2 separate regions of the Homo sapiens genome follow, and region 1 is linked to region 2. A link is an interaction called in ENCODE POLR2A ChIA-PET data of the cell type or tissue named here. Cell type or tissue: A673. All regions are shown on one strand. Links, peaks and the distances in the headings refer to the core of each region. The heading gives the core; the rest is flanking DNA. Region 1 holds the start of SNORD135 (small nucleolar RNA, C/D box 135). Region 2 holds the start of RAD23A (RAD23 nucleotide excision repair protein A).

Region 1 (7,308 bases), core at 901-5,900, 240 kb before region 2:
AATCCCATCAGACAGCCAATCCATCCACACACCCCAAGACCCAGCAGAGGATGCTTCAAAGAACTGGAATTACCAGAAAATTAAAAGGTATTTTTAAAACTTTTTTTTTTTTTTTTAACAAATGGCTTCCAGAGACCTGCTCGAGTTTCATGGGGTGGGCGTGCAGGGACACCCAGCTAATTTATGGAATGTGTACTGAGTGCCCCTTGGAATAGATGCAGGGCCTGACCCTGACTATGGAAAGACACAGGGCTTGGATGGAGGGTCTGGCGCCCAGGAGGGATGGATGGAGCAGGCCCCAGGATGCGAGACTCCAGTCAGACTCCAAAACACAAGGGGCTCCCCAAAGAAGTAGAAAGCAGGGAAGGAAAAAAAGGGAAAAAATGCTAAGGGGGTCTGCAAGGCCCAGTTTTCTGGCCAACTGGGAAGTAACTACACCCCCACCCTCTCTAGGGGAGCCCCTTCCACCTTGACCATGTTCCCAGACTATTCCGGAAGGTTCTCTAGAATTGCTGACCCAGTCTAGTAGGATCTCTGGGCTCACTGGGTACTATGATGAGCAGGAAGTCCCAGGGAGATGGAATAGGGAACAGGGGACACACCACCTTTCCCTTCCACCAAGCCTTGGTTTTCCTTTTTGCTGGCAAAAACCTGTGTCCTCTGTCATCATCAATTAAACGCCCCTGCCCCAGGCCTTGAGTTAAAACTGGGGCCTGAAACGTGAGAAGGGGGTTTCAGAAGCACAGAGAAACGGACTGCCCCTGAAGCTGCTTACAGAGAGAGATGCTCGGGGTAGGTGCCAGTAGCTCTGGCTACACCCAGCTCTCTTCAGGAAAAAGGTCCCAACCCAGTGTCTTCAAAAGCCACTGGAGCACACAGGAAGGAGAAACGGTGACCTCTGGCCAGCCCCAGCCACTCCAGTGGTTCTCACCCTGCGAGCTAGGCTAGGATAAGGACGGAGACACCACCAGCTGAGGCTGCAACAAAGCTGGCAGGGAGTGTGTGGAGTGGGTCCCAAGCATGTGCGTGCTGACAGGGCGACTCCCAAGGTCACCATCCTCCTCCCCCCGCCCCGAGATCCCGCCTGAGGCCCCCCACCCACCCAGCCCTCCCCAGTCACCGCCAATTCCGGCAAAACAGCAGAAGCTTCTTAAACTCTAGATGCAGGTTACACGGAAGGCCTTACGGGTTAACTCAGGGGTTCACTAATTCTACTGTCTCCATGCAGTCGGGGAAATGGTGGAGCGGCTGGCCCAGCCTCGCCGGTTATGGCACCCGCACATGCGTGTGGCCATGTGTGTCCGTGTGAGTGTACGCGTCCCTACGAGGGCCCCCCTCCTGACCTGCTCCTCCCTCACCTCATCCGAAGCCGGATTCGGTCAGCTGTGTAATTCCTCCCTCCCACGTAGCTGGCCCAAGTGGGCTGCCAGAGATGACCCTATTAGAGCCCAGGGGCCCTTGCCCACCAGAAGTCCCCCCCACCTCCCCGTTTGTAGGATGAGCATGGTGGCCCCACCCACCTGCCAGGAGGGCAAGTGGACGGATGGACGGACGGACGGACGGACGGGGAAGGCATCTGGATTTGAGTCCCACTCACTCCTCCCTAACCCCCCTCAACCAGGGCACAGCGACTTCCGGATGCAGCGCACTCCCCAGTAATCCCTCCGACGACGACGCAGACAGAAACCTGCAGGGGGAGGAGGAAGGTCATGGCCTGGGACCTTTCGGCCCCCAAGACAGTGCTGACTTGCCAGCTGCAGTCTCCTTACCTGGCAGTCTCCATGATCACCTAGACCCCATAGAAAGCCGCCAGCCTCTCCTTGAGCAGCGGCGGGAATTGCTCAGAGAACTGCTGCCAGTTATCTTCCCCAACTTGGTCTTTGAAGCCGTGGAGAATCTGTGGGGAGGGTGGTGGTGAGGGGTAGGCAGGGGCAGAACAAGGGGAGTGCGCCTCTTCCCCCATCCCCAGGCCCCATTGTTACCAGATGGTCTCACCCCTGCCTGCTCCCGGAACTAGATCAGGGCCCAGACAGAGCCTCACCTTATAAAACATGTCCCGAAGGTCATCCTTCGGGCTCACCCAGGAGGCTACAGCATCGCAGAAGAAAATAAAGTCCTGAAACGTGACGGATCCCAGGTGAGGGGCCGCCCGAGCCCAGCGCCCGCGCCTGCCCTCAGAGCCCAGCTGCCCCAACCTGCACAACGCCCCCCGGGTTGACACCGATCATCATGCAGATGCCGCGGAAGGCTGAGTCCTTCTCCTCGTTGTCCCTGATGTTCCTGAGGGACGTGCACCTGTGGGAAGGTGAGCAGCTGGAGGTCAGAGGGCAGGCTGGGCATGCATCTGTGGAGGGCTGGGTCACTGGGGATCAGTGAGTGGGCCTGGGACATGCATCTGTGGGGGTGGGGCAGGGCAGGGAGTCAGTAGGCAGATGGGGCTGGAAATGCACAGGCGAGGGAGGGGGTTGGGCCAGTCCCGCCCACCACACAGCAGGCTTGACACGTGGACACACACCAAGGCCGGATGAACTGCTGCAGCATGGGTGCCACCTCCTGGGGGCACACGTAGCCCAAGCGGCCGATGGTGATGGCTGGAATGGCAGAGGGACTCGTCAGGCGACCTGCAACCCCGAGCGGCCCCGGGACGGTACGTGGCGGGGCCTCTGGCACAAGGCACCAAGCCCCGCCCCATGAGCCCCAAGGGAATGGCTACTGCAGCCACCCTGGTCCCCCAAGCTTGGCCCAGCCAGGGGTCCTCCTCATCACACCTGAGTCACTTCCCAGGTCTCTCTGCATCTATCTTTCTTTCTTTCCTTTCCCTTTCCTTTTTGTTTTTTTTTGTTTTGTTTTGTTTTTGAGATGGAGTCTTGCTCTGTTGCCCAGGCTGGAGTGCAGTGGCATGATCTTGGCTCATTGCAACCTGCCTCAGCCTCCCGAGTAGCTGGGATTGCAGGCACGTGCCATTACCCCCGGCTAATTTTTGTATTTTTTAGTAGAGATGGGGTTTCACCATGTTGGCCAGGCTGGTCTCGAACTCCTGACTTCAGGTGATCTGCCTCCCAAAGTGCTGAGATTACAGGCATGAGCCACTGCACCCAGCCTGAGGCTGCATCTTTCTTGGGGCTTCTCCCAGTGACCCCTTCCAGGTACTTCCAGACACCCTCCTTGGTTCCTTGACAAGGCTCTTTCTGATGCCCTTCCCAGCCCAGAACCCCACCTCCAGAAGGCAGGCAGGGGTGCAGGCAGCAGCCGGGCCAGGTGCCCACCTGTGTTTTCCAGCAGTGTCTTGGGTGTGTTGGGTCGGTTAATGATTTCCACCAGGTTGTTGAGGACCATCTGCACATAAGGCTGCATCTCTGCCCCTGGGGGAGCACCCAGTCAGAGCCCTGCACAGCCCCCGCCACCCACAGGGGCCAGGGGGCCGCCCCACCTCACTCACTACTCGCCCCAGTTCCAACTAGAGACTGGCCAACCACTACCAGTGAGGAAACAAAAGACCTTCTCCGGCTAATCCCCACCCAGAATCCCTGGCCAACCAGGGACAGACCCACACCCTCCAAACAACAGAGGCTTCTCTGGAGTCGCTAAGGTGACAACACGCTGCCCAAGTCAAAGGAAAAAAAAAGCCAAAGTCACCCAACCAATCCGAATGAGTCTTTTAGCCAACTACACAAAACGGTCCAATCAGAACAGCCCTCCTATCCCTCCTCTTTAGAGAAGCCAATCACAAATGACCTTTCTGCTTGGCTCCACCCCTGACGACCCCCAAGAGACTTGCCTTGAAGGAAGCTGTCAGTCAGAGCTAGGCTCCCGCCCCCAGGTTGAGAACAGGCTAATGGGGGGCGCGTGTTGCCACTTGCAGGGCACTCACCCATCTGCATGCAGATTTCACCAATGGCCCAGGTGGCGTTGTTGCAGACGGAGATGAACTCTGGGTTCAGGTTGGTGCCCAGAATGGGCATGAACTCGGCTGGTGGGGAGAAACAGGGGTGCTGAGAAGGAGGGCCAGCCAGGGTAAGCTGCAGGACCTAGTCCAGCAGGCCCCATCAGACAGTACGAATACATCCCAATGTGGTCACAGTCATCCCCGGGTATTGCTCTCCATCACTTGAGGCCGGGGCTGGGGTCATGGGTTAGGGACAAGGCGAGTGTCGTACCGATACAGGGCTTGACATGGATGAAGCAGGCTTTGGTGAGGTCTCCCAGGAGGGCAAAGGAGCTCTGCCGGACCTCAGGCATCGAGTCCTGGGGATTCAAGTAAGATCAGTGTGGCTAGGCTCCCCTCCTTCTAACCAGGACAGCTCAGGGGGCACAGTCCCTGGTGCATGTCCAGCCTCTGCCACTTTCCAGTTCTAGAGCTCCTAGCTGTTCCTTAACCTCCCTAGCCTCCAGCCCACATCTGCAAATGGGAGATGGCAGTGCCCCAACGGTCATCCCTCAGTGTCCGTGGGGGATTCTTTCCAGGTCCCTGCAGATATAAAAATCCACGGATGTGCAAGTCCTTGATATAAAGTGGCACAGTGTTAGGGCCAGGCGCAGTGGTTCATGCCTGTAATCTCCAGCACTTTGGCAGGCCGAGGCAGGCAGATCACTTGAGGTCAGGAGTTTGAGACCAGCCTGGCCAACATGGCAAAACCCTGTCTTTACTAAAAATACAATAAAATTAGCCAGGCATAGTGGGACACGCCTGTAGTCCCAGCTTCTTGAGAGGCTAAGGCAGGAGAACTGCTTGAACCCTGGAGGTGAAGGTTGCAGTGAGCCGAGATCACACCATTGCACTCCAGCCTGGGTGACAGAGTGAGACTCTGTCTCAAAAAACAGGTGGGGGGCGGTGGGGGGGGCATAGTGTTTGCATATGCACCTATGCACATTCTCCTGTACACTTAGCATCATCTCTAAATCACTTATATCTAATACAATGTCAACAGTATGGGAATAGTTGTTATACTGTATTGTTTAGGGAATAATAACAAGAACAAACTTCTGTATGCGTTCAGTACAGATGTAATTTTTCCTCTGAGTATTTTCAATCTGAGGTTACTTGAATCTTGGGATGTAGAACCCACAGATACAGAGAGCCAACTGTGCTGGGGCAGGGACTTGGGCTTTCACATTTTCTATTTTCTTTTCTTTCTTTTTTTTTGAAGACAGAGTCTCAGTTTATTGCCCAGGCTGGAGTGCAGTGGCATGATCTCAGCTCACTGCAACCTCTGCCTCCTGGGTTCAAGCAATTCTCCTGCCTCAGCCTTCCAAGTAGCTGGGATTACAGGCGCCTACCACCATGCCTGGCTAATTTTTGTATTTTTCGTAGAGACAGGATTTCACCGTGTTGGCCAAGCTGCTCTCAAACTCCTGACCTCAAGTGATTCACCTGCCACAGCCTCCCAAAGTGCTGGATTATAGGCGTGAGCACCTGGCCTCACATTTTCTATTTTCAATACTGTTTGCTTTAAAAAAAATTTTTTTTTTTAATTTTAGAACTGGGGTTTCACTATGTTGCCCAGGCTGGTCTCAAACTCCTGGGCTCAAGCAATCCTGCCTCGGCCTCCAGGATTACTCTTTAAAATAATTAGAACAGCACCTTTTCCCTGATTTCCTTTGGGCACAACCAGGCCCTGACTCCCCACCAGGGGCAGCCCACGCAGGCTGCTGGGTGTCATCACTGTCCAGGGTCCCCACCCACCTGCATGCACTGGAACAGCAATGTCATGATGTTGCTGCGGGCCACCAGCTGCTCCACGTGACCACCCAGGCCCTCGGCCAGGCCGCTGAGCAGATCCAGTGCTACGATCATGAAGTCCTTGTCGGGAGCCTCATACTGCTCAGGGTGCTGGGTGTACATCTAGACACAGATGCCGACAGGGGCACGGGTAAGTGGAGCAGGCCCGAGGCAGGCCAATGCAGAAGCACAGGTGACGGGCCTAGGGTTGCTCACCATGGCCTGAGCCAGTGTCTTCTGCACCAGGGTGACACAGCGCTGGTAGACGGGCTCACAGTAAGGCAGGAAGCCACTCTGCAGGGCGGTGGCCACCGATGACAGACACTGGCAGGGAGGAAGGCAGGTGGGGAGAACTCAGGCAGGGTGGGCAGGATGGGTTTCGGGTGAGGGGCAGGAGCCCACTCACCTCCAGCAGGGGGAAGAGGTCCTTGTCTTCGTCCTTGAGCTCATTCCACTTCTGGATCAGTGGGGGCATCAGCTTCTGGATGTATTCCTGGAGAGGGAGCACGAAATGGGCGCTCCCTGGGTCGGGGTGGCAGACTGTGACTCAGGTACCTGTTGCCCGAGTGATGAGGCCTGAGCGCCTCACCGTGGCTCATGGGACCCTGAAAGGCCTGCCATCTGGCCAGACCTCGAGGCCTTCATTCTTCTCACCTGTCCAAGCACCGCCCGCCCCACCCCACCCCCCGGGAGCCTGGGTTACCACCTCCTGGTTCCCGAAGCACAGCACTTACCACGCTGTCTCATAACTGTCTTTCTCCCCCACTAGACTGGGAGCAGGGCGAGGGCGGGGCCGGGTCTGTCTGTCTGCCTGTCGAGGTCACGGCCACGTCCCTGGCGTGCAACACGGGGTTGCCACCAGGTCACTGGATGCCCAGGGGCACGGGGATCGGGAGGCGGGAGCCGCTCTGGGGTCTCACCGGCTGGTTGAGGTGGTGGCCTACAGAGTCGGCCAGGGTGCCAATGGCGTCATAGAGGATGAGCAGGTTCTTGTGCTGGTATTTCCCAAAGGCAAAGACAAGGGTGTCCAGGATGTAGCTGAGGTAGGGCACCAGCTCCGTGCAGGCCTCTTCCTCCAGGGTGGCAAAAGCACTGGTGGGAGGGAGGATGAAGCGGGGGCTCAGTGGACCATGGCAGGTGACACTGGGCCATGGGCAGTTGGGGAGGGCAACTCAGGATCAGCCAGTACGAATACGCGATAAATCAGTTCCACATCAACAGTCACAGGTGTCATCACTTCCCAGAGGGTGGCCGGGGGAGAGTGGGGGCTGTGGGATCAGGGGTCCAGGGTCACCTGCAGGCCGCCTCCTGTACCCTCTTGTTGCCATCCAGGATGCGTTTGAGCAGCTCTGTCATCAGGGGCTTGAGGTGCATGTCGGGTGGCTGGCTGACCACCCAGTGGGCATAGCGGCTCAGCGTCCAGCAGGCGATGGAGCGGACCAAGGCCTTCTTATCCGACAGGCACTGGATCAGGTGCGGGATCAGCTCAGGCAGGTAGGGCACCATGCCCTGCATGCAGCCTACAAGGAAAGGGAACCAAGAGGGGGCAGTTTGATTGGGCCCAGCCACACCCACCGTATGGAGAGAAG
Region 2 (7,308 bases), core at 842-5,841:
ATGACGTGAACCCGGGAGGCGGAGCTTGCAGTGAGCTGAGATCATGCCATTGCACTCCAGCCTGGGTGATAGCGAGACTCTGTCCCAAAAAAAAAAAAAAATGCTGGGACTGAATTTTTGTCTGTTTTGGTCACTGAAATACCTTCTGTGCCCAAGACAGTTCTGGCATGTAGTAGGTACCTGAAAAATACCTGAATAAGAGAGTGAGAAACAAGAAACAGGTGCAGAGAACTGAAGTCAGTGGCCCAAGGTCATGGGGGTAGGAAACCACAAAGCTGGGGTTTGAACCTGGGCAGTACAGCACCTGAGTCTCTCCATCTTTTTTTTTTTTTTTTTTTAAGACAGAGTCTTGCTCTGTCACCCAGGTTGGAGTGCAGTGGCTTGATCTCGGCTCACTGCAGCCTCTGCCTTCCAGGTTCAAGTGATTCTCATGCCTCATCCTCTCGAGCAGCTGGAATTACAGGCATGCGCCACGACGCTGGGCTTTTTTTTTTTTGAGATGGAATTTCACTCTTGTTGCCCAGGCTGGAGTGCAATGATGCAATCTCGGCGGCTCACCACAACCTCTGCATCCCAGATTCAAGCGATTCTCCTGCCTCGGCCTCCTGAGTAGCTGGGATTACAGGGATGCGCCATCACAGACCCCGGGCTAATTTTTTTTAGTAGAGACAGAGTTTCACTATGTTGCCCAGGTTGGTCTCGAACTCCTGGCCTCAAGTGATCCGTTCGCCATGACCTCCCAAAGTGCTGGGATTACAGGCATGAGCCCGTCCCGTCCCTGGCTGTCTCTCCATCTTTCCATCTTTTTTTTTTTTTTTTTTTTTTTTGGAGATGGAGTCTCACTCTGTCACCCAGGCTGGAGTGCAGTGGCACGATCTTGGCTCACTGCAAGCTCCGCCTCCTGGGTTCACATCATTCTCCTGTCTCAGCCTCCCAAATAGCTGGGACTACAGGCACTTGCCACCACGCCTGGCTGATTTTTTGTATTTTTAGTAGAGACGGGGTTTCACCGTGTTAGCCAGGGTGGTCTCGATCTCCTGACCTCGTGATCCGCCCACCTTGGCCTCTGGGCGAGGATTACAGGCGTGATCCACCTCACCTGGCCTCTCCATCTTTTTAACTGCAGTGTCAGCGGTGTTCCTTGTCTTCTCTGCAGATGCAGGCAGCAGAATATAGTGGTTATAGGAACACAGGTGGAAACCCTGTCCAAAGCAAGGGCTATCGGGTATCACCTCTGACCATCCTTCCCATTCATCCTCCAGGTCAAGTCTGGCACCATCTTTGACAACTTCCTCATCACCAACGATGAGGCATACGCTGAGGAGTTTGGCAACGAGACGTGGGGCGTAACAAAGGTGAGGCCTGGTCCTGGTCCTGATGTCGGGGGCGGGCAGGGCTGGCAGGGGGCAAGGCCCTGAGGTGTGTGCTCTGCCTGCAGGCAGCAGAGAAACAAATGAAGGACAAACAGGACGAGGAGCAGAGGCTTAAGGAGGAGGAAGAAGACAAGAAACGCAAAGAGGAGGAGGAGGCAGAGGACAAGGAGGATGATGAGGACAAAGATGAGGATGAGGAGGATGAGGAGGACAAGGAGGAAGATGAGGAGGAAGATGTCCCCGGCCAGGCCAAGGACGAGCTGTAGAGAGGCCTGCCTCCAGGGCTGGACTGAGGCCTGAGCGCTCCTGCCGCAGAGCTGGCCGCGCCAAATAATGTCTCTGTGAGACTCGAGAACTTTCATTTTTTTCCAGGCTGGTTCGGATTTGGGGTGGATTTTGGTTTTGTTCCCCTCCTCCACTCTCCCCCACCCCCTCCCCGCCCTTTTTTTTTTTTTTTTTTAAACTGGTATTTTATCTTTGATTCTCCTTCAGCCCTCACCCCTGGTTCTCATCTTTCTTGATCAACATCTTTTCTTGCCTCTGTCCCCTTCTCTCATCTCTTAGCTCCCCTCCAACCTGGGGGGCAGTGGTGTGGAGAAGCCACAGGCCTGAGATTTCATCTGCTCTCCTTCCTGGAGCCCAGAGGAGGGCAGCAGAAGGGGGTGGTGTCTCCAACCCCCCAGCACTGAGGAAGAACGGGGCTCTTCTCATTTCACCCCTCCCTTTCTCCCCTGCCCCCAGGACTGGGCCACTTCTGGGTGGGGCAGTGGGTCCCAGATTGGCTCACACTGAGAATGTAAGAACTACAAACAAAATTTCTATTAAATTAAATTTTGTGTCTCCCTCCTGTGTCTCCTTCTGGGGAAAGACAGACTTAAGGAAACCCAGCAGTGGTCTTTTTGGGGGGGGGGGGGGTTTCCAGTATATCTCCTTTTTCAGCTATTGCTAGAGAGGTTGCTGAGTGTTCCACAAGATTCCAGGGACCCTTATTTACCCCATAACCCTCAAAACCAACGGGGGAATGGCTGTTGCTGCTGTAAATACTCCACATACTAACTTACTGAATCCTTGAACCTAACTGGTAAGTTTTGGTTCTGCTTATTTATTTATTTTTAAGATAGACTCTCGCTCTGTTGTCCAGGCTGGCGTACAGTGGCTCAATCTGGTTCACCCTGCCCCTTAAACTGGCCTTTTTCATGCTTCTATTCCTTTGGGGTCCTGTGGCTCAGCCCAACCCCTCTGGGATGCCTCCAGGACTGGTAGATCCAAGGGAGAATTCTGTATTTAATGTAGTGAGGCTTTGAAAGTTAACATCTTTAAATACTTCTGGGGTCAGATTAGGTATAGTACAACAAAGTACTCCTGCCCGGAGACCCAAGAATGAAAATTGTAGGTTCATTCCAAAACTCCAGATCCCTAAAGAATGAATGAGGCTACAAAATGGCACCTTGCCCCCGCTTCCAACTTAAGGTTTTTTTTCTGTGCTTGGTGGCCTTTCAGGTATTTCTAGTTTTGAGTAACTTTCACTTTGACTGCTCTACAAGGGTTCCTGCCAGGATACCCAGACCAGAATAAAACTCATTTGGGGGCCGGGTACGGTGGTTCACGCCTGTAATCCCAGCACTTTGGGAGGCCGAGGCGGGTGGATCACCTGAGGTCAGGAGTTTTGAGACCAGCCTGGCCAACACGGTGAAACCCAATACAAAAAATTATCCGGGCGTGGTGGGGGGTGCCTGTAATCCCAGTTACTCGGGAGGCTGAGGCAGGAGAATTGCATGAACCCGGAAGGCGGAAGCTGCAGTGAGCCGAGATCGCGCCACTGCACTCCAGCCTGGGTGACAGAGACTGTTTGAAAGAAAAAATTCTCATTTGGAAGAGGCAAAATGAGGTTTTTACAGAAGAAATACAAATGTCTGTAACCAGTACAGGTACATAAAAACTTTGTTAAAAATTCATTTGAGCGTGAGAGTGGGGACACCAGAGTCACTTTGCAGCCCCGTGACGTCACCGATAACGGGCATGGCGTCACTCAGGAGACCACGTGTGCGGGCCGAGCAAGAAGCCCCGCCCACAGCGCGGAGTTTAGTCTGCGCGTGCCTCGCTCGAGAACGCGCTCGTGCGCATGCCCACAAAGGCCAAGGAGGGAGTGCGCAGGTCACGTGCGCCGGTGGTCAGCGCGCGCATTGCCTGCCCCGGAAGTGGTCGGCGCGCGGCGCGGCGCGCCTGGGCGCTAAGATGGCGGCGGCGTGAGTTGCATGTTGTGTGAGGATCCCGGGGCCGCCGCGTCGCTCGGGCCCCGCCATGGCCGTCACCATCACGCTCAAAACGCTGCAGCAGCAGACCTTCAAGATCCGCATGGAGCCTGACGAGACGGTGCGGGCCGGGCCGGAGCCCGGGGGCGGGAGCGACGGGTTTCGGGGGTGGGGTGGGGGCGGGGAGGCTAGAATCCCAACGGGAGGGGCAGGGAGGACGGCGCGGGTCGGCCCTGCCCAGACCCCCGACCTGCCCGACTTTCCTGGACCCCCCGATGGTCTTTGGCCCAGCCCCCAGCCGATCGGGCGGCGCTCCTGCGCCGGTCTCCGGGCGAGGCCCCACCCCCGGGGCGCTGGCCAGGCCCCGGCTCCAATGTCAGCGCTCTCGCGGGGCGCGGGAGTCACAAGCTCGGATTCCTGGGCAGGCCAAGCTCTCCAAGACTGGGCTCCACGTTCCCAGCTTTGCAGGCGTCTCCTTGGGACACTGGTGGTCGAATCTAGGAGTAATGACCAGGAGATACTGAGTAGTGACGACAACAACGATGTTAATGATAATAAACGGGTCTCAGTCTTTATAATTTTGGTGGTCCGTGTTTGTTGGCCGTTTACTTTTTATCAGTCACCGAGTGTTGTAGTGTTGTTTTACCGCTCTGCAAAACGGGCTTGTCATTGGGGACCTCTGATCATTTTACAGATGTGGAAACCTAGGGATTGAGGAACTTTGCCACAGTCACACACAAGTAATGGCAGAGCTGGGATTCAAATTCGGTTCTGCCTCGTGTGAGCGTCCACGATATAAATATTATGCTGCCTTTTTAGTCAAAAGTAGAATTAGGACCTAATTCAAACATACTGAATGTCTATTGGGTACTTGGCGCTTTTTGCATAGTGAGGGAGACATTGAAGTCCACTTTTTGTAGAAAAGGAAACACACATTTTTTGATCCGCTCAAGTGTTTGGCTTTGGGCAAGTTAACCTGCCTACCTGTCTGTGCCTCCGTTTTCTCAAATATCAAATGAACCGGTCGCCTGCTGGCTTCCGCCTGTAATCCCAGCACTTAGGGAGGCAGAGGGAAGAGGAGCCCTTGAGCCTAGGAATTCGAGATCATCCTGGCAACACAGTGAGACCCCGTTCTCTACAAAAAAAAGAAACAAAAATCAATAAATAAAATGAGACCAATTAAACGTATTTCATAGGAAACTTAAAAGGTATGACACATATACATTTACAGTAGCACTATTGGCCAGGCACGGTGGCTCATGCCTCTAATCCTGATGATTTGGGAGGCAGAGGCAGGAGGATTGCTTGAGGCCAGGAGTTTGAGACCAGCCAGTCTAACATAGGGAGACTCTTATCTACAAAAAAAAATTATTTTTAATTAGTCTGGAGTGGTGGTGTGTACCTTTAGTCCTAGCTACTCCCAAGGCTGGACAAGAGTACCAGTTGAGCCCAGGAGTTTGAGGCTGCAGTCAGCGATGATCGTGCCACATCAATCCAGCATGGGCGGCAGCGAGATCCTGCCTCTTAAAATTAAAAAATATCACTATTAACTATTAGTCACTTATTGTCCAAGGTAGAGTGTAGAGTGGGGGACTGTCCCCTTTATTCTGTTAATTATACTTTATACTACCCGAAATTACATTTTCTTCACATTAGTGTTCTCTCATTGAGAGCAGGGACTTACTTGTGTTGAGTTTGTTCTGTGCTGTGGCCTCTGTGTCTAAAACAGCACCTGGCACATAATGGGTGTTTAGTATAAGTAAATACTGTGTTGAATGGCATGATGATTGAATGAATTCAAATCTAGCATGCTTTAGATGCTGAGAAAGCTTAAAAAACCCAGCGTGCTTGCCTTTCTGCCATCAGGGCTGGCAGTTTCTCTGTCCTAAACTAGAAGGGAAAAGAGAATCTTGGGGTCTCCAGTGACTGTCTGTACCACTCCCTCTAGGTGAAGGTGCTAAAGGAGAAGATAGAAGCTGAGAAGGGTCGTGATGCCTTCCCCGTGGCTGGACAGAAACTCATCTATGCCGGCAAGATCTTGAGTGACGATGTCCCTATCAGGGACTATCGCATCGATGAGAAGAACTTTGTGGTCGTCATGGTGACCAAGGTGGGTGACGTGTGCTGGCTGGGAGGGTGGGTGGACGAGCTGGGGAGCTGGCAAAGAGCCTGTGTGCCCAGGAGAGATTAGCTGTGAACAGGGCGGGGCCACAGCGGAGCGGGTTGTTGGGTCTGATAGGGTTGCTGATGCCAGCTCCCTTTTTCTTGCTGTTGCAGACCAAAGCCGGCCAGGGTACCTCAGCACCCCCAGAGGCCTCACCCACAGCTGCCCCAGAGTCCTCTACATCCTTCCCGCCTGCCCCCACCTCAGGCATGTCCCATCCCCCACCTGCCGCCAGAGAGGACAAGAGCCCATCAGAGGAATCCGCCCCCACGACGTCCCCAGAGTCTGTGTCAGGGTAAGGCGGGGGCAGCAGTCCCAGCTTGGGCCCTGTCCTCCTAGCACATTCCAGCGTCCACATAAGTGGTCCCACACACCTGGAGGGAGGGCAAGCCGCCAGAAGCCAGGGTCCGATTTCTCTCTCTTGAATTTGCAGCTCTGTTCCCTCTTCAGGTAGCAGCGGGCGAGAGGAAGACGCGGCCTCCACGCTAGGTGGGTGGGTGGTCCCCAGGGCAGAGGTGACTGGGTGCCCCAGCCATCAGCTGGGCCTTGTCTGGGTGCGGGAGGGCCTGGGAGCTGCCCTTTCCTCTTCCTGGTGACCTAGGCTTTGCTGCTTCCTCCACAGTGACGGGCTCTGAGTATGAGACGATGCTGACGGAGATCATGTCCATGGGCTATGAGCGAGAGCGGGTCGTGGCCGCCCTGAGAGCCAGCTACAACAACCCCCACCGAGCCGTGGAGTATCTGCTCACGGTGAGGTGGGGCTTCCGCCTCCCGGGGAGGCCTTGAGGGAGTACCCGGGCGTCACTGCCCTGATGGGCGGTTGGGAAGGCAAAACCTGCCCTGAAAAGCCTTTGGGTAGTGATTCTAGCCACTAAAGGCTTCCCACAGGAGGCTGGATGTGAGTGATGGGTGGGCCTCTGGAGGGCAGGGCCGAGGCCTCATCTGTGTCCTGCCAGGGCATGGAGGAGGGTGGCAGCAGGAGGTCTGTGCATTAGAACTAAACAGGACCCCTGACAGGGAATTCCTGGGAGCCCCGAGCCGGAACACGGTTCTGTCCAGGAGAGCCAGGTATCGGAGCAGCCGGCCACGGAAGCAGGTGGGTGTGCACATGCCGCATCTGCCCTCCAGGTACCTGACTCACATTACACTCCACCCCGCAGTGCTCCTAGGAGCCCGGCGTGGTGTCTGACTGCACCCCTTCCTACTACCAGCAGGAGAGAACCCCCTGGAGTTCCTGCGGGACCAGCCCCAGTTCCAGAACATGCGGCAGGTGATTCAGCAGAACCCTGCGCTGCTGCCCGCCCTGCTCCAGCAGCTGGGCCAGGAGAACCCTCAGCTTTTACAGGTGTGGTCCCAAGGGCAGAGGGAGCTAGGGCAGCCACCATTTCCCTTCCCTGTGGGCACCAGAGTCCATAACACGTAGGAATCGTTCTAGGTCCGGAAAGCAGGACTAAGCACATGCTTCCCCCACGCCCCTGTGCTTCCTGTGACCTGGTGACCCCCCTGGTTTCTCAGTCTT

Evidence for each region. ChIA-PET counts read pairs that join two places held together with the same protein. Peaks named below come from ENCODE experiments on the same cell type or tissue, not always from the same donor. Only the 100,000 strongest peaks of a DNase experiment are listed, where the experiment ranks them.
Region 1: POLR2A ChIA-PET joins it to region 2 with 14 read pairs; 4 of 35 experiments call an interaction of 5 or more read pairs at or near these places.

What each region holds. Positions count from the first base shown.
Region 1 is chr19:12,699,557-12,706,864 of GRCh38, forward strand. TNPO2 (transportin 2) reads right to left here. Exons shown (of 26, transcript NM_001382241.1): 14 at 7,014-7,239; 15 at 6,640-6,811; 16 at 6,126-6,212; 17 at 5,936-6,043; 18 at 5,684-5,842; 19 at 4,158-4,245; 20 at 3,872-3,970; 21 at 3,267-3,362; 22 at 2,516-2,621; 23 at 2,196-2,295; 24 at 2,042-2,116; 25 at 1,770-1,897; 26 at 1-1,687. The coding sequence ends at 1,790. It overlaps SNORD135 (small nucleolar RNA, C/D box 135), which reads right to left and starts at 4,115; the gene lies at 4,041-4,115. SNORD41 (small nucleolar RNA, C/D box 41) reads right to left here and starts at 6,962; the gene lies at 6,893-6,962. RefSeq lists enhancers at 1,582-2,781, 2,059-2,668, 3,279-3,888, 3,889-4,497. In A673, for the core only: no CTCF peak of the experiment used is centred there; a DNase peak (open chromatin) is centred at 3,725.
Region 2 is chr19:12,942,275-12,949,582 of GRCh38, forward strand. CALR (calreticulin) reads left to right here. Exons shown (of 9, transcript NM_004343.4): 8 at 1,263-1,355; 9 at 1,439-2,215. The coding sequence ends at 1,639. RAD23A (RAD23 nucleotide excision repair protein A) reads left to right here and starts at 3,588. Exons shown (of 9, transcript NM_005053.4): 1 at 3,588-3,746; 2 at 5,574-5,735; 3 at 5,903-6,084; 4 at 6,223-6,278; 5 at 6,412-6,539; 6 at 6,807-6,885; 7 at 7,001-7,134. The coding sequence starts at 3,675. RefSeq lists enhancers at 3,366-4,058, 3,470-3,689, 5,005-6,204 and silencers at 3,750-3,829, 3,840-4,029, 4,050-4,109, 4,081-4,375. In A673, for the core only: no CTCF peak of the experiment used is centred there; DNase peaks (open chromatin) are centred at 3,487 and 3,987; H3K4me3 peaks cover 1,892 bases; H3K27ac peaks cover 4,364 bases.